Linked DNA regions of Homo sapiens: regions 2 and 3 are each linked to region 1. A link is an interaction called in ENCODE POLR2A ChIA-PET data of the cell type or tissue named here. Cell type or tissue: OCI-LY7. All regions are shown on one strand. Links, peaks and the distances in the headings refer to the core of each region. The heading gives the core; the rest is flanking DNA. Region 1 has its middle 17 kb from the start of MIR4424. Region 2 overlaps LOC105371632 (a long non-coding RNA gene). Region 3 has its middle 53 kb from the start of C1orf220.

Region 1 (8,408 bases), core at 1,112-6,111:
CAAACTTGAGATCCAGTGAAACATCAGTTCTCAAGATTTCATATACAGTACACAAAAATGCCCCCAGAAATTTTTCTAAATACAGACTACTCCAGTGTCCCATTTCCAGAGATTCTGTTTCAGCAAGCTGTATGGCATTGTGGTTGGGAGCATGGAACTAGACTAATCTGCCCCTTTGCTACCTGTGGAACTCTCTCATGTCTATTTCCTCCTCTGTAAATTGGTGATGATAAGCCTCTTGCATGGAGTTGTTCTGAGGATTAAGAGTTGCCATTTGTAAAGCACTTAATAGATAACCCATATATGTTAGCATTTTTTTTTTTTTTTTTTGAGACGGAGTCTCGCTCTGTTGCCCAGCCTGGAGTGCAGTGGCACGATCTCGGCTCACTGCAACCTCTGCCTCCTGGGTTCACGCCATTCTCCTGCCTCAGCCTCCCAAGTAGCTGGGACTACAGGCGTCCACCACCATGCCCGGCTAATTTTTTTGTATTTTTAGTAGAGACGGGGTTTCACCATTTTAGCCAGGATGGTCTGGATCTCCTGACCTCATGATCCGCCCGCCTTGGCCTCCCAAAGTGCTGGGATTATAGGCATGAGCCACTGCGCCCGGCCTATTTTTTTTTTTTTTTTTTCTTAAGCAACACTCCAGGTGGCTGAGATGCTGGCAATCCTCAGTCCATAATTTAATAAACACTGCAGTGTGGCCTCGGGCTGGCTGTTGACTCAGTTTGGGCTGGGCATAAATCAGTTAATCTCTCTGTGCATCAGTTCACTGCCAGTAAAGTAAGTCTGAGAATTCTTAACTAACTCAAAGATATAGTCCTTGAGAAAGGAAGAAGCCACACTTCCCTCAATAGCCTGGCAGTGTACACTCCTTGCTCTAAGAAATACATGGTAAACAGGGACTGTGCCAAGACTACACACCAATAAAACATTTTGGACCTTTAGCCCTGCTCTCATGGAGAAATATGAGTGGTCTCAGGAAGTTTGCAGCCTTGGTTTTCATGGTAAGTCCGGCGCACGTGAAACTATTGGCATGCCACACAACACCATGGATGTGTCCAAATATGTGGGACACCTCAAAGGCCACATGTTTGGAGTTTCCTTCTATCTCCTCCTTCCTAACCTCTAAATGCCTGTGGGCTCCGGGGTTCTGGCCTCTTCTCAATTTACATTCTCATCCCTAAGCTTAAGTGAATTCCCAGGTTGTATCTCTAGCCTGATGGCTCCTTGAGCTTCAAACTCTTACATATCCCACTGTCTACTCAACAGCTACACTTGGATGTCTCAAAGGTTCTCAAACTTCACATGTCCAAAAAGAAATTCTTGTTTCCAGATTCAATAACCCCATACAAATCTGCATTCACTTCCTTCCCCAAGCTTTCCCTATGAGGACGTGGTAACATCATCTATCCAGGCACTTAGACTTAACATTAAGAAGTTGCTCTTTGTTTTGTTTTTGAGACAGTGTCTCACTCTGTTGCCCAGGCTGGAGTGTAGTGGCACAATCTCGGCTCACTGCAACCTCTGCCTCCTGGGTTCAAGCAATTCTCCTGCCTCAGCCTCCCAAGTAGCTGGATTACTGTCATGTGCCACTTTGCCCGGCTAATTTTTGTATTTTTAGTAGAGATGGGGTTTTGCCATGATGGCCAGGCTGGTCTCAAATTCCTGGCCTCAAGTGATCCACCTGCCTTGGCCTCCCAAAGTTCTGGGATTACAGGCATGAGCCACCGCACCCAGCCTAAGGAGTTGCACTTGATTCTTCTCTCCCTCAAAGCCCTGCAGGTTCTCACCTCTGCCTCCCATCCATCTTCATCTCCTACTACACTCTGCCCATGTTAGCCTTCTTATTGGTCTCCTAGAGCACCCCTCATCTTTCTAGAACATTCCTGCCTCAGGGACTTCACTTCCTGTTCCCTTTCCCTTTCTTCTCTTGGGTTAGCTTATGGTTGATTTCTTTTCTTTTCGTTCTTTTTCTTTTCTTTTCTTTTCTTTTCTTTCTTTCTTTCTTTTTTTTTTTTTTTTTTTTTTTTTTTTGAGACAGATTCTCACTCAGCCACCCAGGCTGGAGTGCAAGGGCACGATCTCAGCTCACTGCAACCTCCGCCTCCCTGGTTCAAGCCATTCTCCTGCCTCAGACTCCCGAGTAGCTGGGATTACAGGTGCCTGCCACCATGCCCAGTTAATTTTTGTATTTTTAGGAGAGATGGGGTTTCACCATGTCGGCCAGGCTGGTCTCGAACTCCTGACTTCACGTTATCCGCCTGCCTTGGCCTCCCAAAGTGTGGGGATTACAGGTGTGAGCCGCCGCGCTCGGCCAGCTTATGGTTGATTTCTTGTCATAATTTAAGTCTCTCCTCAAATACAAGTGTCTCCTCCTCAAAGAGGCCTTTCCCTATCACCATATGGAAAAAGCTCTTATTCCTATGGTCACGCACTAGCCCTTACCCTGCCTTTTAATTTTTTCTCACAACATTTGTCTCAGTCCGTTATACTACTTATTTACTTACTACCTGATTATCTGTCTGCCATACTAGAATAAAATCACCAAGAGGGCAAAGACTGTCTTACTTACCATGGCATCCTGAGTTCCAGAATGGTCACTAGCTGTATTAGGCTGTTTTTGTGTTGCTATAAAGAAATACATGAGGCTAGGTAATTTAGAAAAAAAGAGGTTTAATTGGCTTCTGGTTCTGCAGCCTTTACAGGAAGTATGGTTCTGGCATCGGCTTGGCTTCCAGGGAGCCCTCAGGAAGCTCACAATCATGGCAGAAGGTGAAGAGGGAGCAGGTGTCTCACATGGTGGGACCAGGTGCAATAGATAGAGTGGGGCAGTTGCCATACACTTTTAAATGACCAGATCTCATAAGAACTCACTCACTGTCATGAAGACAGCACCAATCCATAAGGGATCTGCCCACATGACCCAAACACCTCCCACCAGGTCCCGCCTCCAGCACTGGGGATTACAATCCAACATGAGAGTTAGGCAGGGACAAATATCCAAACTATAGCACCAATAGTGGGTTCTTAGTAAATATTTGTTGCAAGAATGAAAGAACAAATGAGGAACGGATATCAGCTATTAATAACAAGGGGGTTTGGGGAATCAGAAGAATAATGAGTATTAGTACACTAAAAACAAAACAACAACAAAAACCAAAAACAAAACAAAGATTCTATCTGGGGCTTTGGAAGGGCTGGAAATATTTGAGTAGGTGAAAAAAAAAGAAGAAAGGGCCTAACATAAGCTAGGTGGGGAAACCACAAGATTCGTGTGGCAATAAAAATAAACTGATCTAATAGAGGCAGAGAGAAAATGACAGAGGCAAAAAGGAACTGAGATTGAATAGGTTAAAAAGGGTCAGAGCAGAGCAAATTTTGAATGTGTCACATAGAGGAGTTATTTGAAGGGGACGTGACATTTTCCAGTGGGGTGTCAAGGTGTCAAGGATGAGTGTGGTGTCATGTCGTGACTGAAGTTGGGAATAAAGGAGTATTCTGCTGCCGGCACAATACTCAGGCAAAGTACCTTGGGAACAGATAAAGGGTGCTACAATTAGATTTCCCCACAGCCTAAGCAGAAATCCCAAGGAGAAGCCCCTTTGCTCTTGGAATATGTCTCAGAAACTTAGAGGTCACAGCTGAATCTGAGAATGGACCCAGCCAGGAGGACCTCACATACTCACTGGTTAGAAATAATTGTTTGTTGCTATAGAATCCAGTAAGTATTAGTTCTTGTGTGAAGGCATGGCACTGGGGGGCTTTCTGAAAGCACATTGGAGATATTGTTGGGAAAATGTTAGGTTTTTAATCACCAAAAAATGATCACAATTGAATTTCAAGTAAATTGCCTCCTTAGTTTTGCTGCAGCTGCCTTAAAAACATCCTTGCTTTTGGAAGTGGAATATTCATTATGATTCAAAATGATACTTTGTAGTCTTGCTCTAATGATGCACACACATGACCTTTTGAGAAATCCAGATGTTGCTAATGTTCCAGCTGTGTAGAATAGATTTACTGTGACTAGAAGCTGGAAATGACCTAGATAAGCACAGCAAAACCCAAAGGACCCACTCATTTTTTTCTGTTAAGATGAAGTGACTAATTGGATGGTTAAACCTGTTATAGTTCCCTGGCTTCCACCTCTTCTCAAAGAAGAGAAAGGCATCTCATTATGTAGCACCAAAGCGACATTTTAAAGAGTGCTTCAGCATTGACTTTATTCCCAAGCTTGTAACTAGGCCATTTATTGCATTTGAAAAAAGAAAATGCCTCCATTGTGCCTCCTACTGTGTCATACACCACAGCATCACCATGGGTGATGGGAACACTGAACCTGTGCTACCTTCCTCCACACTGGCCTCAGTGTCCCTCCTGTTTTCTGATGCACTAGGAAGAAGACTTATATCTAGCGGGTGTTACATCCCTGGGTACTCACCTCTCTGCTGGGTGCTCAGTGAGTGTTCACATGTGAAGGAAATAACATCACACCCATGTTACATATGAAAAAAGCAAATTCCAGAGAACATTTTCCCTCCATCATCTGTTTGTTTCAGATAAGTAATATATTGACCCTTGGGGCTCTCATTTCTGAACTCCAAACTTTTGCAATAAGAATAGCTCTGTCAGGCTGGCGCAGTGGCTCACGCCTGTAATCCCAGCACTTTGGGAGGCTAAGCCAGGTGGATCACTTGAAGTCAGGAGTTCGAGACCAGCCTGGCCAACATGGTGAAAACCCGTCTCTACTAAAAATTCAAAAAATTAGCCAGGCATGGTGGCGCACGCCTGTAGTCCCAGCTACTAGGGAGGCTGAGGCACAAGAATTGCTTGAGCCCAGGAGACGGAGGTTGCAGTGAGCCAAGATCACGCCACTGCACTCCAGCCTGGGTGACAGAGTGAGACTGGGTCTATCTCTCTCTCTCTCTCTCACACACACACAAACACACACACACACACACACACACACACACACACACACACACACACACACAGAGAATAGCTCTGCCTGGTCACATAGAGGTGGAACCCTTTGTAAAAAAAAAAAAAATGCTGTATTACTTAGAAATATCTAACTCTCACTTGTTTCAAGAAAAAAACACTGAGAAAACAAAAGTCCAGGACAACAAAAGAATATACAGAGGAAAAAAACAAATGATCCCTTTCTCCTCTGGACAGGGGCCACATTTCCTTTGTCACTATATCCCCAGTGCCTAGAGTGAAGAGGAAATTGAGATAGTTCTGTGGGGGCAAATGAATTCATATGGTGACTTTGGGACCCTGCATTATGGGGTCTGGACTGAAAGATTCCTTCAAAGTCACTCTGGACCAGGCCCACTGCTTCCAGGCACGTTTACATCCAAAGTAAGCAACAAAAGGATCTGACCTCTCTCCCTAAGGCCTAGAACACAATACAGATAACAATAAGAACAACAAAGTGGGTTTAAGATAAAATAAACACAATACACATTGCATTCTTGTCTTCTTTTCTTGTCTTTTCTGGCTGTGTGTATGTTTTTTTAACAGGAATCTGTTGGTGGGAGAATTCCTGGATGTTTCCTACAAGCAGATGGCAATGTTCTCTTAGTCTCATCGGAACCAGACAGAGAAGGGGACGGTGGAAAAAGGACTGATAGAGACAAAGCACATCTAGCCAACCAGTCACCCTCTACTTCTAAAGACTTTTGAAAACAAGAGTATTGTCAAGAATTATTTAACATTATTATGATACTATCATTATAATCAAGGAGTGGGCTGTTGAGAGATTTCATCTTCATTCATTTTTTCAACAAATGTTTGGTCAGTGCCTAGGATGTCAAGTACTGGGCTAGTTGCTTATTTTATAAAGATGAACAAAACAGAGTCCTTGCTAGCAGCTAGGTCATAATGAAGACAACCCAAACAACAATGACCGCGCTGTTAGCTAGGACAGCAGCGTGCCTAGGATGCAAGGAGAACCTTGGAGGGCAGTCAGAAAGGGTCCCAAGACCAGGTGACATTAGAGCTGTGCTGGGAAAGAGGGGTAAGATTTAGACGCAGGCGAAGAAACGAAGCAAGCACATTCAAGGTGGGAGTCAAAGTCACTGAAATATGAGAGCACCTGAGCTAGTTGGTACCACTAGAATCAGGGGTAAGGCTAAGAGAGGATGAGGAACTGAGGCTGATGAAGGTAGCAAAAGTAGACCAAGCAAGATGTTGGCTCTCATGATTAGACATTTTTTCTCAAAGCAGTGGGGAACCATCAAAGGTTTTTCACCAGAAAAAAATGTCATGTTAACATTTTTTTTAAAAATTGAGACAGAGTCTTACTCTGTTGCCTAGGCTAGAGTGCTGTGCCACAATCACAGCCCTCCTGGGCTTAGGCGATCCTCTTGCCTTAGCCTTACACATAGCTGGGACCACAGGCACATACCACCACCATGCCTGGGTAATTTTTTAAAAAAATATTATTTGTAGAGACAGGGTCTCACTATGTTGCCCAGGCTGACCTCAAACTCCTGGGCTCAAGTGATCCTCCTGCCTCAACCTCCCAAAGTGCTGGGATTGTAGGTGTAAGCCATTGCACCTGACTCATTTTAGCATTTTTAAAAGATTACTTGGGAATAAATGTAGGACACAGACTTGTTGGGCAGGAGTTAGGAAACAAGACTGAAGAAAAGGAGACCAGTTAAGAAGGTATGGCAAGAAACTAGGAGAGAAATTATACAGGTCCTAAACCAAAGAGTGCTAATAAGGATGGAGGGGAGGAGGCAGATTGGCTAACTGAATGTGAAGAATGAGTGGAGAAGGCACAGAAGAAGACACTTTAGGTACCTCTCAGTCTTCTGTCCTGAATGACCAGATAGATGTGCATGTCGTTAACCAACATTCAATGTCTGGAACAGAAACATTTTAGGGAGGAAGATGATATGGGCAATATGGGATATGTTTAGTTTGAGATGTCCAGCTGGGAGTTGAAAAGCCGTGTGTGGAGCAGGAAGAAGTTCTAGGCTGGAGATAGACATCAGCACTGGGATGATCACTGAAGCTATAGGCTTAAGTTCTACTAGATCAATGGCTTTGAGACTATTTTTTCTATAACCCACAGCAGAAATACATTTTATGTCACAATCCTGTGTACACATACACACACCTATAAAAATGTTCATTCAACAGTATTTACCATGACCAAGTGTGACGGACTCTAAGAGCTTTCTATTGAATTTCAGTTTTTTTAAATGCTGGTCAGATGCACCGATTTGATTTCACAATCTACTAATCACTAATGGGTTGCAGCCTGTAGTTTAAAATGCACTACCCTAGATTATAAGCTTCTTGTAGCAGGGACCACATCTTATACAGTTTAGATTCCCCGTGGCAACTATTATAATGCCTTGCACATAATGAATTTTTGTGGAAGGAAATCAGGGGAAAAAGGAAGGAATGAAGTGAGGGAGGGAGAGAGAGACGAATTTTTCCAGTACTCAACCTTAAAATGTTCTCCAAAACTACAATGAAATCTTGTCTCCTCCAATTCTACTGAACTTTCATATACACAGTTTCTATTTTTTTCCTCATATTTCCAAGGTAAATCAAACATGGGTCACAATGCCTCAGGGGAGATTTGGTGTTTTGCTTTTTCTCACCACCAACTCCCTACACCACATCTAGGGCTCCAACCATAGTCTTTTAGTTGGACTAGACTGGCCAAGCAAGACACTTATGTTACATGGCTGCAGCCCTCCTATGCAAAGGTTGTCACGCTGTGTACCACATGACCCCACAACAGCTGCCTGGACCGGAGGAAGATGGCAGCAGCAGCCAACACACACACAGAGAAGAGGAAGTAGAAGCCCTAAGAAAATAGAAGCTATGAGCAAGCTGAAGATGAGGAAGAGAGGACAGGATGGAGAAATTAGTTGGTAGCGGCAGAAGCAAAGAGTAGTTTGGAAACTGAAAGAGCGAGCACTAGAAATAGGTATAGTTGCCAACTTCTGTTCATAGGGACAAGATACCCAAGTAAGCTGTGATGAATCCTGCGTTATCTTCCATTACCCTGATGACATTGCAAGCTCTGTGAGGACCAGCTTTTCATAGATTCTTCTTTCTCCACAAGGACCGCATATCATACATCAAATTTCTCCCTTGCTTCCTTTCTCTTGTACTCAAAAAAATTAACTTACAGAAAAGTTGCAAGAATATTGCAAAGAACTCATACCCTTTACCCAGATTCAGCAATTTTTAACATTTTGCCACATTTCTTTCTCTCTCTTTCTCATTTTTGTCTGAAGCATTTGAGACTAGGATGCATATATCACTTTTTTTCTTAATATTTCAGTATGTATTTCCTTAGATATTTTCTTACACAGTCGTGGTACACAGCTCCAATTCAGGCAATTTTACATTGATATAATAGTTCAATGTTAAAC
Region 2 (8,408 bases), core at 2,198-7,197, 84 kb before region 1:
CAGCCTCCCAAAGTACTGGGATTACAGGTGCGAGCCACCGTGATTGGCCAATTTTTGTATTTTTAGTAGAGACGGGGTTTCACCATGTTGGCCAGGCTGGTCTTGAACTCCTGACCTCAAGTAATCCACCCGCCTCAGCCTCTGAAAGTGCTGGGATTACAGGCGTGAGCCATTGCACCTGGCCAAGTTCTTTAGAGATGGTTTCCTTCAGTTTTTTTAGACATGGTTTTCAAATATATATTTGAATATATTTAAAATAACTGGGCCAGGCACAGTGGCTCATGCCTGTAATCCCCAGCACTTTGGGAGGCCAAGGCAGGAGGATCACCTGAGGTCAGGAGTGAGACCAGCCTGGCCAACATGGTGAAACCCTGTCTCTACTAAACATACAAAAATTAGCTGGGCACGGTGGCGGGCGCTTATAATCCCATCTGCTCAGAAGCTGAGGCACAAGAATTGCTTGAACCCAAAACACAGAGGCTGCAGTGAGCCTCTGCCTCCCAAAGTGCTAGGATTACAGGCATGAGCCATCACGCCTGGCCCAAACTAGACATTTTAAATAATATAATGTGGCAACTCTGGAAATCAGATTCTCCACCCTCCCCAGGTTTGTTTTGATGGTGCTGTTGTTTTAGTTCGTTTGTTTATTGACTCTTCTGAACTCTGTTTTCTTTGTCAGGTGAGGCCACTGAAGTCCCTGCTCAGTTAGTTTAATGGTCAGCTGATGATGAACAGAGATTTTTCTTAAACAACTGGAGCCAGTAAGTCTCCCAGTCTTTGCCAAGGGCTTCGTGTGAGTGTCGGGGCGTGCCTTCAACACTAAGCCAGGCAGTCAGCAACTCTGCCTTGGTGTTGTCTTTCTGTTTTTCAGAAAGGTTGAAAAATGTGGCCTTTATTTAGGAGACCATGTGTACAACTAAAAATGAAGGGTTTTTTTTTTAACCAAGGAATGAGGGAAACTAGCTATCTCTGCCGCCTTCATTTTACAGGTGAAGAAACTGAGGTTTAGAGAAGTTCGGTAATTTACCCAAGGACATCCAAGCAATAGGTAGTGGTGCTAGGATTAAAATCAGGCAGCCTGAACGGCTGTAGTGGCTCACACCTGTAATCCAGTACGTTGGGAGGCCGAGACAGGTGGATCACGAGGTCAGGAAATTGAGACCATCCTGGCCAGCATGGTGAAACCCCGTTTCTACTAAAAATACAAAAAATTAGCTGGGCATGGTGGCGCGCACCTGTAGTCCCAGCTACTCTGGAGGCTGAGGCAGGAGAATTGCTTGAACCTGGGAGGCAGAGGTTGCAGTGAGCTGAGATCATGCCACTGCACTGCAGCCTGGTGACAGAGGGAGACTCTGTCTCTAAATAAATAAGTAAATAAATAAAAATCAGGCAACCTGACCCTAAATCACTTTGCCTTACAGAATAGGAAACTGGGGTTCAGAGAAGTTAAAGAACTCTGAGGTCATGTAGCTGGCTAGTGCAGATCTGTCTGGCCCCAGAGCTTATCCTTTCCCCCTTAGTTGCCCCAAATCTATCTTACCCTGGTGGGCCACCAGGAGGAGTGACAAAAAATAGACCTGAATGTTTAAGCTGAAAACACCTGGAAGAGGCCAATTAAGATACCTAAATAAAGTGCCCTTTAAACAACCAGGACAACAATAAATATCTGAAGGTCAGCAAATGAATCAAAATGCTAGATAATCAGAAAGAGCTATTAAGGAACAAACACTGTAGAACTTGCTTGTATACTGGAGCAGGATTAAGGAACTGGTTAGGTCAAGGCTGTGAATTGCCATTAAGAAATCAGTATTAAAAGTTGCTGTCTTGATTGGGACTCTAAGTACCTTCTGTTTTGTTTTTCCCACTAATTTCCCAGACTCCCAGGCCCTTCCAACCAGTCAGTAGGTTAGTATTAATCCCTTTAACCCCCATACATCCCTGGGGTGGGGTTAGGCCCAGTTAAACCCAGGCCTCAAGGTTCCATTGAACCCACCCAAGGTCTGTGGGAAGAGACCCCAGTGCCTGTCTTGACTCACCCATTTCTTTTCTTTGTCAGCTCTTGTTTTTCTTCACCTTGGATTATCCTGAAGCTCAGTTAATTGAGTCCTGAATAAGTAAGGGCATGTTGTAATTCCAAATTCAAGACAAGTTTTCTATTTAACCAGAGGTCCTTTTCATGTTACTCACAGAGGAGACACTCAAGACGGGGTATCAATGGAATTGCAGTTTGATAACTAAACAGAAGCACACTTGAAACTCTGGTGACTAATACAGCCCCATTCACACCTACCGAAAGACAATCCCCTGCTCTATCTGTGGTTTGAATCGATCACAAAAAACACAGATTTGCTTCCAGCAGCTAAAGTAATTTTAGTTTTATCAAATAGTGTATGTTTGGGTTTCTAGAGTTAAAAAAAAACTCATGCTTGGACCTTGGGCACCCATTGGAAGCTGCCTATCTGTTCCCACCCTTGCTGCTAGGACTCTCCTCACTGCTGTTAGCACACAGTGGGTTTCTACTGCTAAGAACTCCCTCCTCAACCCTGCCCTGGCACCCTAAAAATGACCTGTGCTGATACCTTCTCTCCCCTGCTCCCCATACACCCACAGGTGCAGGAACAGCTCCAGCTCTGCCTTTGTCCCGCGCTTTGAGCTTTTTTCAGGCTTCACCACTGCTCTTTCTTTGGCTTCATACTTGGGTTCTTTTTCTGTACAGGGTTAACAACTATATCATGAGAATATTAGTTAGATTCCATTTAACTTTTTACAATTTAATTAAATAGAGGTAATTATAGATTCACATCGGGTTGTAAGAAATAATACAGAGAGATACAATGTGTCTTTTATCCACAGTTTCCTTCCAATGGTAACATCTTACAAAACTCTAGTATGTGCAATATTACAACTAGGAAATTGATGGTACAATCCATAGATCTTGATCAGATTTCCCTCCTGTCTTACATTTACTCTGTGTGTGTGTGTGTGTGTGTGTGTGTGCACGTGCACGTGTATTTAATTCTATGCCATTTTATCACATGTGGAGGTTTGTATATCAATCACCATCTCTTATGTTGCCTTTTTGTAACATAATCTATTTCCCTCTCCTTCCATCCTCCACCCCCTGGCCCTAACCCCTGCCAATCACTAAACTATACTCTCTCACACTAATTTTATGGTTTCAAGAACGTTATATAAATAAAATCATAACATACGTAATTCTTTGGGATTGGCTTTTTCACTTGAAATCCATCCAAGTTTTGTGTGTATCCATGGTTTGCTCCCTTTTTATTGCTGGGTAGTAGTCCAAGGTCTAGATGCACCACAGTTTGTTTAACCATTTGCCCACTGAGACATCTGGGTTGTTTCCAGGGCCTATTATAAATAATGCTGCTGTGGACATTTGTATATAGGGTTTTGTGTGAACATAAAATATGTTTTTATGTTTCTGGGATAAGTACCCAAGAGTGAAATTGCTGGGTTTTGTGGTAATTGCATGTTTAGTTTTATAAGAAACTTCCAAAATGTTCTCTAGAGTGGCTATACCCACCAGCAATGTATGAGAGATTCAGTTTTTCTACATCCTTATCAGCAATTGATATGGTCACTATTTTAAATTTTAACCATTCTGATAGGTGTGTAGTAAAATTTCACTGAAGTTATTTCGTTTTAAAAAACAATTTGTACTTTTCAACTTTTGTTACTAAATATTTGTGCAGCTTTTATATTTTTATTTTTCAGAAACATTTTAATTACTGAATAGCTGTGTAACATGTTAGAAAAATCCAAGTAATATTTCACATAATTCCATTTCACTTGCCTGTCCATACTTTTTCAGTATGCCAAGAATTCTATGCCTACTTTTGACACATAACTTGATGTCAAGTTTCACTTGATGAAACCTTTTTGATAATTGTCAACTCAAAAGTTAACACGACATATACTTCATGAAAATGGAGTTAATTGGCTATTCTGAGCCTTTTATAAAGAGAATTGCTTCATCCACATACCAATTAAGTTTCTATATTTATAAAATATTTTTCTAATCAAAAAATTAATTGAAACTATGAAAAAATAGACACCTGGCTGTTTCTTTCTTTTTCTGTTGTTGAGACAGAGTCTCACTCAGTCACCCGGGCTGGAGTACAGTGGCACCATCTTGGCTCACTGCAACCTCCACCTCCACCTCCAGGGTTCAAGCGATTCTTGTGTCTCAGTCTCCCAAGTAGTTGGAATTACAGGTGCACACTATCACGCCTGGCTAATTTTTGTGTTTTTAGTAGAGATGGGGTTTCACCATGTTGGCCAGGCTGGTCTCGAACTCCTGGCCTCAAGTGATCTACCCACCTCTACCTCCCAAAGTGCTGGAATTACAGGTGTGAGCCACCATGCCCAGCCAACCTGGCTGTTTCTTTTCCAGCCCTTCCAGAATGAGAATTCATGTAGGCCATCTGCCCCACTCTGATCTGCAAGCTGCCTCCCTGATTCCTTGACTCCCTGCAACCCACATCCCCTCCTGTCTTCAGGACATCATACTCGCACCTGGGGGAAAAGGGGAAGTAAAAAGGGAGGCTCAGTGCCCCTGGGTCTGCTTTGTCTGTGAGAGAAATCTGACATTGTTGGCAGAGAACTAACATGTCTTCTTAGAAAAAAGTAGAGCCCCAGTTGCCTGGATACAGTCAGGAATACATATCACTGGATCTGTGGGTGACCTGTAGTTACTTTGTCCCTATTTGAGTTTCCTGAATGTTAAGAGGAAAATGGAGCAGAGCTAACAAATACCTCATACCTGCTTGGGCTTTCTCCGTCAGTCCTCTGTGTGTGCATCACACACCCACACATATGCAAAATAGCTCAGTGTAAAAACCCTGCAGTAAACATCAATCCTTGTAGATTCCCGGGGAGTTCTAGTTGGATTTGCTAGCAAAGCAACTTCCATAAAGACTATAAATAGCAGGCATGTGCCTCTGTAAGCAGTGCAGCTATTTTTTTTTAAATAGGGGATTCTCATGTTACAAGGACATCACAGATTACTGAATAATTTATTTAATGGTAGATTATATGGGCTTCACTCTTTGCCAGTGAGCTCATACCCAAATGTCTAAAGGAGATAAGGTGAGCAAAAGCTAGATGTCAGGCTTGGGTGAGCTGTTTATTTATTTTTATTAGATATGTATAACTATTGTAGCCATTTATATTTTACTTAATATTATCTCAGCTGCAAAGGTCATATATACAATAGTGTCACTACTTTATTACAGACATTTAGCTAACTTCTAACAATTCATATCGCACACAGCATGAGAAATACAGAATAGAATAATAAATAACTTTGGTTGCACTTGATTTTAACAAAGGACTGTGATATATAGGAGTATGTTTGTTCTCTATGAAAGTATAGGGAAATGAGGGGACAAAATTCAAAAAAAGGATGTTAGATTTGAAAATAGAGATAAGAAAAAATGATCTAAATCCATGTTTTTCTGTGAACTATTGTTATAATCTTTTCAATGACTTATAGTAAAAAAAAATTGCTTATAAGCTTACAGATCTTAGACATTTTACCTTTAGCTATATACAGTTCTCAGGTGTGCAGAGGTACCCTGGAAGACGGACATACTTTTCTGTCAAATGTAATTTTAATGAATATGAAATTTATTTAAAAAGGAAATTTAAATTTGGCAATAGCAAGATGTCAAAAGATTTGAACAGGCACATAACAGGAAATTCATGTGGCCAATTAACATAGTAAAAGATTCTTGGTTTTGTTTAATAATCAGGGAAATGCAAATTAAACTCACAGTGAAATGTTACTCACTACACAGCCACCTGATCAGTTGAAGTTTTAAAGTTTGACAATAACAAGTGCTGTTGAGGATGGAATATAGTGAGAACCGCTGCTGTTGGAAGTTTGTTTTTATTTATTTTTTGAGTCAGGGTCTTGCTCTGTCACCCACGCTGGAGTGCGGTGGCGCGATCATGGCTCACTGCAGCCTCCACCTTCCAAGTAGCTGGGACTACAGGAGTGGACCACCATACCCAGCTATTTTTTTTTCTTTTTTTTGTAGACATGGGGTCCCACTGTATTGTTCAAGCTGGCCTTGAATTCCTGGGCTCAAGCGATCCTCCCACCTCAGCCTCCCAAAGTGCTGAGATTACAGGTGTGATCACCGCACCCAGTCTGCTTTTGGGAGTTTAAATTGAAGCAAAGTTTTGGCAAATAGTTGCCATTCTCTACTAAGGTTAAAGATTCACACACCCTATTCACAAGTGGAGAAATTCTGATGTGGGAAAATGCCATCAAGGCAGGTGTACATGCATATGCTGTGGACCAGGATGTATACAAGAATGTGTAGAGAAGCAGTGTTTGTAATAGCCCCAAGCTGGAACCAAACCAAATGCTGGCCTGTCATAGAAAGCATAAGAATTAGAGCCACTTAACAACAGCATGGTTGGAGTTAATAAATATAATGTTGAAGAAAAGAAGCAAGACACAAATACTCAGAGTCAGGGTCCATTGATATAAAGCTTATAAACGGGCAAAGCTAAACTACATTGTTTAGGGATGCATATAGAGATAGTAAAACTCTAAAGAAAAGCAAGGAAATTGTTATAATAAAAGTGAGGATGGTGGTTACTTTTAGAGGAGAAAAAGAATTGTGACCGAGCTTACTCTGAGACTTCTGCACTCTGGAAATGTTCTATTTCTTGACCTGGCTGTGGTTTCATGGGTTTTTACTTCATCATCATTCACTGAACTGGATCTTTACTTCCATAGTTTGTGGATGTACGTTATGTTTCACGCACACATACATACACACACATGATGCTTTCTAGTCATACTACTAAATACTGAAAGATCAAAATCTAGAAAAAGAAACTCCCTAGTTCAATTTAGTACCTTTAAAAAATGAACTTTAAGTATTCAGTTCAGTTGAATGAACATTCAAAACAACAAGCCGAATCTATGCACCATTGTGCCTCAGAATTCTACAGTGTTGTGCTGGAAGGACAGCCAGAGGAAAGGAAGGAGCATCAGCTCCCAGGCAAGGGCTGCTTCCCAGCCAGCTCTGCTCCTCCACATCTCTTTCCCCAGGCAATTCTCTAGGCTTGGTTTCTCATCTGTAGAGGCCCAGACTGGATCTGCTCCTCTGAGAGTCTCCTAATATATTACTAAGAGTCATCTGTTGGAAGTTTGTCATTTTTAAAATATAAAATTCTTTTCATTTGGACAAGAATCTAAAGAATATAAGCATATTTGGGGTCCTCCCTATGTCCACGTTTGAGTGTACAGTGCCAGCCTTGCTCAGTGTTCACAATCACAATGCAACCTAGATGCGCTATTTTAATTGCCAGTTGTCAACTGTTAATTGCCAATCAGAAGAAAACGCAAGTGGCCTTAGTAGAGTATGTACTTGCCAAGTGAGCTCACAGAAGGCCCACAACCAGTGTTTCCATAGGAGTTTGAAGAGACGATGCCACGTGAGATTTAAGTCATGAGACAATGCAGGTGTAAGGCGTGCCCAGCTCAGAGAACCGACTCGGTGCTTGAGTTACCAAGCAAGGGGCAATTTGACTCCACAAAATCACACTATCTGTCTCATTCAATTAATGTTACCTTGAGTTTTATTGGTTTTATATTTGATTTGTCAAATCATGAACTTATTTTGATTTTATAGTTGTAGAAAACTTACAAGGGTTGTATACCCAATTTTATGTTTGTGTACATCCAACTAACAATCTTTATAAAAGTGGTTTATGTTAACACTGGAAATCATCCTTTTTTTTTTTTTTCTTGAGAAAGCAGTGCACATCACTCAAATTTCAGCCATGCTGAATTCTGTGACCTACAGACACTTCTGGGGTTTGTTTCTATTTTAGGGAGTTGAGCCCTTTCCAAAGCAGGCGGCCGGGGGCATCCCTGGTGCTGCCTGGGACTCCATCCTCTTTAATCTGTGGCAGTGACTCTCAGCTACAGGTGATACTGCCCACAGGGAGATTTTGGGCAGCATCAGGAGACACTGTCAATGGTCACAAGCAGAGGAAGTGCATAGTCACAGAGGCCAGGGTGCTGCTAAACATCCTGCAATGCATAGGACAGCCCCCCAGAACAAAGAGCTAACCAGGGAACAGAACCCCCGATTCTGTTCTCCCACTTCGACTTCCCTAAGAAGAAAATCTCCTCTATGTCAGTTCCCAGTTAATCAGGGAAAGGCAGCAGTTTTCTTTTACAACTTACCTTTCTCAACACTTGTTTCCTTTAACACAGCAGAATCAGACAAAAGCAAAAATAATCCCTCAGGTGTGAAAAGGTTCATTGCCTGACTGGCTTGATTGAAGAGTGGAGGGTGGGGCGGATGTCAGCTATTATTTTTTTGAGGCAACCTTATTCCTGGTCCACCGTCTACACA
Region 3 (8,408 bases), core at 1,150-6,149, 65 kb before region 1:
AGTTGAAGAGAGAATTAACAAATAGGAATAAGGAATTCATCCAGACAGTAACAGTATCAAAGGGGCTATCTGAATAAGACAGAGAATGACAGGCACTGTGGTTATGGGTCAGGGGCTCAGGAAAGGCTTGTTAAAGGACACATTTAAGCAGCAGCCTGACTTAGTAAGAACGAGTCATGTGATGACTAAAACACCAAAAGCAATGGCAACAAAAGCCAAAATAGACAAATGGGATCTAATTAAACCAAAGAACTTCTGCACAGCAAAAGAAACTACCATCACAGTGAACAGGCAACCTATAGAATGGGAGAAAATTTTTGCAATCTACCTATCTGACAAAGGGCTAATATCCAGAATCTACAAAGAACTCAAACAAATTTACAAGAAAAAAACAACCCCATCAAAAAGTGGGCAAAGGATATGAACAGACACTTCTCAAAAGAAGACATTTATGCAGCCAACAAACATATGAAAAAAAAGCTCAACATCACTGATCATTAGAGAAATGCAAATCAAAACCACAATGAGATACCATCTCACTCCAGTTAAAATGGCAATCATTAAAAGGTCAGGAAACAACAGATGCTGGAAAGGATGTGGAGAAATAGGAACACTTTTACACTGTTGGTGGGAGTGTAAATTAGTTCAACCATTGTGGAAGACAGTGTGGCGATCCCTCAAAGATCTAGAACTAGAAATACCATTTGGTCCAGCAATCCCATTACTGGATATATACCCAAAGGATTATAAATCATGCTACATTAAAGACACATGCACACGTATGTTTATTGTGGCACTACTTACAATAGCAAAGACTTGGAACCAACCCAAATGTCCATCAATGATAGACTGGATTAAGAAAATGTGGCACATATACAACATGGAATACTATACAGTCATAAGGATGAGTTCATGTCCTTTGCAGGGACATGGATGAAGCTGGAAACTATCATTCTCAGCAAACTATCACAAGGACAGAAAACCAAACACCGCATGTTCTCACTCATAGGTGGGAATTGAACAATGAAATCACTTGGACACAGGGCAGGGAACATCACACACTGGGGCCTGTCATGGGGTGGGGGGAGGGGGAGGGATAGCATTAGGAGAAATACTTAATGTAAATGATGAGTTGATGGGTACAGCAAACCAACATGGCACATGTATACTTATGTATCAAACCTGCATGTTATGCACATGTACCCTAGAACTTAAAGTATAATAAAAAAAAAAGAGTCATGTGAATGAAATAAAAATAAATAAATCCATCCATGCATAGATATTATGCAAGGCATAATACCTATTTTCCAAGTTGTTGTGAGGATTCAATTAAATAACATAAAGCAGCAAGCCCAGTGCCTGAGACATAATTAATAACAAATGTTAAGAAACATACTTCCCTTCCTAAGAATCTGAGTTACAGAATGAATTTAGCATTCGATCTCTATATTGAGGAGGCTTTTGGCCACCTTGCTGGAGCCGAACATCATGCTGATAGGACTCAAATTGACTGATAATCTTTGGATCCTAATAACGGTGGATTTAGTTATTTGTGACAAAGTGGCTGGAACATTGTCAGTTGTCTGTATGCCTGTTTCCTCCTTCTGCTTCTCTCTCTTGAGAACAAATTCTGTTTTCCCCTCTAGCATTAACTAAACAAGCTAGTCACATCCAAAATAGAGATGACATTTTAGTATAACCAGGCAGCCTGGACAGGAATTTCTTTGCAAATCCCAATATTCCATCAGTACAGCTCTCAGCATTTCTCCCATTATGTCTTCTGTGGAGCCCAGAAAGAACTCCTGACAGAGGTCAGGAAAGGGGGAAAGACAAAGCCACCCTTTTACTCAGCATGAAGCCTTTTCAACTCACAGGCCCCTGATGAAAACATTCCATAATGAAAAGAACAAAATAAGATGGGCTCACAGTGAACAGCTACAGACTGTTCCATCAGACAGAGAGCAGCTTCTTGGGATGTGGGAATCTGAGACTGGATTGTATTCAAAGAAAATACCCCCAGAGTGATAAAGTGCAAGTCCTGGGGGCTCAGCAACATTCAAAGTTCCATGCTTTGAAGCGGGGTATTTCCCTGCCAAGGCCTGAGGATGGGGGCTAGCTATCCTAGAAACAGAATTAGACTGGGAATGAACCAGGTGATGAAGGGCCTTTGGCATGGCAGTTTCTCTCCTCCTTGAGCAAGGCAGATACAGGCCTCTGTGATGAACCAGAAAAGAGAAGCTGGAGGCGCAGCACTGGTATTTGTTTTTCTAACCAGAAGAGAGAAAACATGTTCCACCCTCTCTGAGTCCTTGGTTAGGAAAAGGTTGTTTTAAGAAGAAGAGAAGGAAGAGGAGGAAGAAACAACCCTCCTTTCTGTAGCTAAACTGGCTTTTGCACTCATTTCCCAGGGGCAAGGCAGCATAATGACTCTTCCTTCCTGCCTTGGACATTGGGTGGCGTCCAGCGGGTTCCCCTGGTCCCTGTAGTCGATATTCCCTCAGCAGCTCAGTCCTGCCCAAGCTCCAGCACGATTGTCCCACACTGGCAAATCTATAAAAATAAGTCTTCTCCTTATTTGAGTTCCTTTCTTGTTTTTTTCCAAAAACTGCATATCTCACCAAGTACGAATTATTTAAAAGAAAACAATAAAGAACTAAGATTTTCACCTTTGGCTGAGTTGGAAGTAAAGGTTCACACTGGGAATGGGAGAAAATAAGAGGAATTTGCAGGGGCAAATGCTAGGATTTTAATATCTCCCACATCCCGTGATGCATATTGTGCCTGATATCTAAAACAAAACCAAATTTAAAAACAGCTATTTGGGTGAGGTTAGAGAGACAATGTATTGCACACCAGCAAAATGAGGGTGATGTGAGCATGAGCCTGCAAGTTGCATCGTTGTCTTGGAGGTCCTCACATACACAAAGATGTTCTGTTTTCACTTTGCTTGTCCATCTCCCACACATATACAACTTGAAATTCATTTTTAATAAGACTTCAGTCCCAGTGGTAGGCAGATAGGAGAGACATTAAAGAGAAGAAACTTCATATTGAGAGTAGGGCATTGGTCAGTTATTAGCATTTATTAGGCTGGGTCCCTGCATTGTAGCAGGTTCATTATGTCTGTTGATTAAATTAACGCAGGACACTATACTGTAATAGCAAGTGGAGATGGATTTGATTCCTTTCCTAAGAGAGTCAATTTGCTGGTACTCCCCAATCATGCCGTAGAACCAGTTGCCCATCCATAGAGACTGCCATAGAATATATGTTTGAATAATTAAGTTGTAGTTTTATAGTTAAATCCTTTTTAAACCTACTTCCTCATTCTCATTAGAAACACTGTACTGATCCATGTTCTTTTCTTCTGCTTCATTACCTAAGATTTTTGGAATTTATCTGCTTTTTATTTATTTTTTAAAATTAATTAATATTTTTTTGAGATGGAGTCCCATTCTGTTGCTCAGGCTGGAGTGCAGTGGCGTGATCTCAGCTCAGTGCAACCTCGGTCGCCCAGGTTTAAGTGATTCTCATGCCTCAGCCTCCCGAGTAGCTGGGACTGCAGGCATGTGCCACAGCACCTGGCTAATTTTTGTATTTCTAGTAGAGGTGGGGTTTTGCCATGTTGGCTAGGCTGGTCTCGAACTCCTGACCTCAAGTGATCCACCTGCCTCAGCCTCCCGAAGTATTGAGATTATAGGCGTGAGCCACCGTGCCCAGCTTACCAGCTTTTTAAAGCTAACTCCCTTTCCTCATGTGACTCTCCAAAAACCAAAACCCCTTGTGACATCCAGGAGAGTACGCTGAAGGCAGATGTGACTGCAATAGCTCAATACTCAAAGGGATTTCCAGGCCGCCTACCCTCAGAGCCTCTCTTCCCTATGTCTCTGCCTTAATGAAAAAGGCCTCTGTGAAGTCCTAGAGCTCAAGCACTTGTTTTCATGATTCCTGCAGAGTGAGAGACTTGAAAAATGAGGGCCCAGAAAGGAAATCACTCATTCAATTTTATAGAGCAAAATAGCAGTTAAGCCAAACTAGAAACTAGAATTCACTGTTCCCCGAGTCATCTTTTTGAGAAGCACATTTTCAAATTCAATTAGAATATATTGAGAACTATATGTGGGGATTTGCTTTGTATCAGGCTAGTTAAGTGCAATCACGTAAGGGGCATATTGAAAATCAATGCAGGGCAGAAGCAAATCATCCACTGTATCTATTGAATTTAGGAATATTGATTTGAATAGCTAATAACTTGGTAGATGGAAGTTACTCTGCCTCTTCTTGGATGTGACTCTCAGGAATCATCATCAGTAGCCTCCACTCCTTTGTCTCATGAAATCAACAGTGAGTTTAGCAGCAGCTCTCTTGTTATAATTCAGCTATTTTATTTCTATCTTAACCAGAGCAGATTACTTTTGACCAAACTAGCATCTCTTGACACAACCTACCTTGTATGACTTCTTTCGGTTAATGAGAAATGGTTCCCTCTGATCATTTCATGTTTATGCAAAGCTAATGTATCTTGACCAATATTATTATGCCAATTATATAAGTGCAGTTGTCTCTTTCAGGCATTTCTACTACAAGAGCTCTTGAAAGTGCAATGAGAAGAAAGAATAAAATGGAGCAGACATGTAATTAGGGAGATTATGAAAATCCTTTCCCAGGTGTTTAAAAATGTATTTTAAGTATAGGAATTTTGGTCTTTGTAGTGTGATGTCTGTAACCTCTTCTGGGCCAGGTTTGTTCTTCAGTTCCATGGGCTAAAATCTCAGCTGTCTACACGGGCAAGGAAGAGAAAGTAAATGGAAAAAACAGGTAGGGTTCAAGTGCTATGCATCTGCCATGCGCCTAAGGGCCATGGACTCCTGGACTAGAGGGAGTGCTTGCTTCCCCTGAAGGAGGCCACCCACCTCAGTCTAGCACTTGATATTATATCATAAGGAAATGAGGCCCAGTGCAGCCAGAGAAACCAGAAATCTGAACTAAGTATCCTGATTTTTAAGTGGCTTTATTTTTATTTTTGTAAGTACTGAGCTGGGTCAAATACTTTTATCCAAGGGTAGGACCCAGTAGGCTGCCTGATGAGAGGAAAAAAACCCAAAGTGCTTTTTCCTTCTCCATTCTCACCACTCAACACAACACTTCTGACGCCAGATTGGAGAGAGAGTGTCCCACATACAGAGCAATTCTCCAGTAGACACTAACCAGCTGGGTGTCCTCTAATTCAATTCTGACACCATGTACCTGCAGACAGCATCAGATCGCACAGGTTGGGGGCTCAGTCCCATAAGACTGTGCCCACTTCAGATGCCAATCACAAGACCCAGGTAGTGACCTGTGCTTCTGACCAACCAGCCATAAACCAGGGTTCCCACAACCTTCTCCTCAGGCTCAATTAATTTGCAAGAGCGGCTCACAGAACTCGGAGAAACACTCTACTTACATTTACTGGTTTATTAATAAAGCATATGATAAAGGATAGAAATGAAAAGCCAGACAGAGTTGCGTAGAACAAAGTGTGGGGAAGGGACACAGAGCTTCCATGCACACTCCAGGAACATCCACGTGTCCAGCAATCGGAAGCTCTCTGAACCCCTTCCTTTTGGGTGTTTATGGAGGATTCATTGCATAGACATGATTGATTACATCATTGGCCACTGGTGATCAAATTAACCTTCAGGCCCTCTTTCCTGCCTGGAAGTTAGAGGAGGGGGGTGTTGAAAGTCCCAACCCTCTAATCCTGTCTTGGTCTTTCTAGTGACCGGCCCCCATCCTGAAGCTACCAAGGATCTGCCAGCCACCAGTCATTTCATTAGCATACAGAAGACACTTTTTTTTTTTTTGAAACAGAGTGTCCCTCTGTCGCCCAGGCTGGAGTGCAGTGGTGCAATCTCTGCTCACTGCAAGCTCAGCCTCCTGGATTCACGCCATTCTCCTGCCTCAGCCTCCTGAGTAGCTGGGACTACAGGCGCCCGCCACCACGCCCGGCTAATTTTTTTTTTTTTTTTTTGTATTTTTAGTAGAAACGGGGTTTCACCGTGTTATCCAGGATGGTCTCGATCTCCTGACCTCGTGATCTGCCCGCCTTGGCCGCCTTGCCCTTTTTAAAATTGGTAGCTGCCCTGCTTCCAAGCTCCAAACAACTCCTGCCCAGCAGCCTGGTTTTGACCCTCAAACCATTGCTCCTATGCACATTGCGCAACTCCAGCCCTGCCTCTTACCCCACACATACTCCCTATTTTTCTCCACCTCTGCCTGGGCCACTGGCTTCCCTCAGGCCAGGTCTTTCCCAGGCCCAGCCACACCCTCTGCACCCAGCTTCACTTAGGCTCACCCTACCCCATCCTCCTCTTATCCTCAGCCCGGACACTGAAAGCTGTACCTCTGGGGCTGTTCTCTCCATCCCAGAGCCTCCTCCATACCCTCTCCTCAGAGGACTCAGGGCTAAAGGAAGGCACATAACATACGTGACTTGAGAAGAATGGGGATGGGGAGAGGCTGCTGTTCATTTCCACTAAGGATTAACAAGAGAAGAAAGCTCTAAATGGTAGGAGGACCGAGAAAGGCTAGAAAACACTCGAATCTACTGTCTATGGAGATTTGGCAATTTCAGGGCCTTTCAGAGCAGAAGACCAAGCCCAGTACCTGGAATGGGGATCGATCGGGAGAAGGAGCCTGGGAGCCAGGGGAGGAGCAGATTGGCTTGGAGATCAGGCTTGCACACTGCCCTGTCCTCTTCCTGGCCAGGTAGAAATGGAGATATTGATATTCTATTCGGAAAAAGTATGAGCTCGCTTAAAGGGAGTTGAAACAAAACCATGCCAGGCAAATCTCCGTAATGCCAAATTGCAGAAGAGCATTCAAAGAGATGGGAGGGCCCAGGCCAGGAAATTCAGGGGCCTGGCTTCAAATCTGGTCCGAGTGTGTGAGAGCGTAGGAAAAGGACTGACGTTCTCCAGGTCTCCATCAGCTCTTTGAGAATACAGAAATTGGACTGGATGAAGTATTCATTATCTTAAAAGACACAACAAATTAACTCAAAGCCTAGCAGCTTGAAACAAAGAACTCTGATGATCTCATGAAGTCTGTAGTCAGGAACCCAGGCACTGTGTGGCCAAGCCCCCAGCGTCAGAGTCTCCCTGAGGCTGCAGTGGAGGCGTCAGCTGGGGCAGTGATCACTCAGGGCTCCACCAGGTATGATCAACTTTTTAGCTCGCCCAAGTGATTGTTAGGCAGAATTCAATCCCTCTTGGAGTCCCAGAGTAAGAGTCTCATTTGGAATAAGGACCTCAGTTCCTTGCTGGCTGTTAGCTGGAGGCCTCCCTCAGTTTCTCGATATCTGGGTCTCTCCATAGGGCAGCTCATAACATGGCGACAGGCTTCAATCGAGCTAGCAAGAGACACTTCTGCTTTCTGGTACTTCAAAGCTTGGAAGATGCCACTGCCCCCTAACAACAAGCAAAAAGCTGAACAAACTGAATAATCAACTCTTCTTAGAACTCTAAGAGAAGTGAGGACCCAGGGACAACCACTGCCCCCAGAATTGGAGAGACAAGACAGATGGATACAGAGAATCACAACTTACCTACCAGAGCAGAAATTCATGAGCAGAAATCTCTGTGGGAACTAGTGCCAAGATAGAAAAATCCAAACTGTAAATGATAAATTACTGTTGGCTGTGTGTGGACAAGTCTGAGAGTAAAAAGACTCCAGGGGGACCCAGACATAAGGGGGGCTCCATCCACACTTTTGTGAAACTTACCTTCAAAATCTCGACCAGGTTCTCACATTAAATGTCAGAGAAAAATGCCCTCATGCTTCTGGCAAAGGGAGGGAGAAAGGAACGATTTTGAAATGCACAGAGCACCCTGTTCTTAACAAGGCCTTCCCTTAGGAGAAACTATTCAACCAGAGCCTAAGCCCCTGAGATTTTATCACAGCCTACCCGACCTGGGGGAGGGAAATACCCTACTCCAGCAACTCTAGCCATCCTGTCCCACATAAGGTGGGGAGGAGACAAGGGACTGAGAAGCACTTGTGAAGTTCAGAGGCACAGGCTCACTAAGAGGCTGAGACTAACCACAGGACCACAGAATGCCTTCCCCACTTCACCCCCCCATTACTAGAGGTCTGTTTACAGCAGTTCCTTTTACCCAGTACACTATGACCAGCTAACAAGAAAAAATTACAAGGCATACTAAAAGTCAAAAAATACAGTTTAGAGAGACAAAGCAAGCATCAGAACCAAATATGGCAGGGATGTTGGAATTATAAGAATGGGAATTTAAAATATCTATGATTAGTCTATTACAGGTTCTAATGGAGAAAGCAGACAGCATGTAAGAACAGATGAGCAATGGAAGCAGAGAGACGAAAATCCTAAGACAGAATCTAAAAGAAATGCT

Evidence for each region. Peaks named below come from ENCODE experiments on the same cell type or tissue, not always from the same donor. Only the 100,000 strongest peaks of a DNase experiment are listed, where the experiment ranks them.
Region 2: POLR2A ChIA-PET joins it to region 1 with 14 read pairs; 5 of 35 experiments call an interaction of 5 or more read pairs at or near these places.
Region 3: POLR2A ChIA-PET joins it to region 1 with 14 read pairs; 7 of 35 experiments call an interaction of 5 or more read pairs at or near these places.

The regions. Positions count from the first base shown.
Region 1 is chr1:178,656,657-178,665,064 of GRCh38, forward strand. No RefSeq gene overlaps it. Among named protein-coding and RNA genes, the nearest start is that of MIR4424, 17 kb to the right of the region's middle. RefSeq lists an enhancer at 7,714-7,923. In OCI-LY7, for the core only: no CTCF peak of the experiment used is centred there; a DNase peak (open chromatin) is centred at 3,315; H3K4me3 peaks cover 1,294 bases; H3K27ac peaks cover 1,940 bases.
Region 2 is chr1:178,571,257-178,579,664 of GRCh38, forward strand. LOC105371632 (a long non-coding RNA gene) reads right to left here. Exons shown (of 4, transcript XR_922315.3): 1 at 2,037-8,408. Among named protein-coding and RNA genes, the nearest start is that of C1orf220, 33 kb to the left of the region's middle. In OCI-LY7, for the core only: no CTCF peak of the experiment used is centred there; DNase peaks (open chromatin) are centred at 4,525, 5,765 and 6,335; H3K4me3 peaks cover 3,097 bases; H3K27ac peaks cover 4,835 bases.
Region 3 is chr1:178,591,877-178,600,284 of GRCh38, forward strand. No RefSeq gene overlaps it. Among named protein-coding and RNA genes, the nearest start is that of C1orf220, 53 kb to the left of the region's middle. In OCI-LY7, for the core only: no CTCF peak of the experiment used is centred there; no DNase peak of the experiment used is centred there.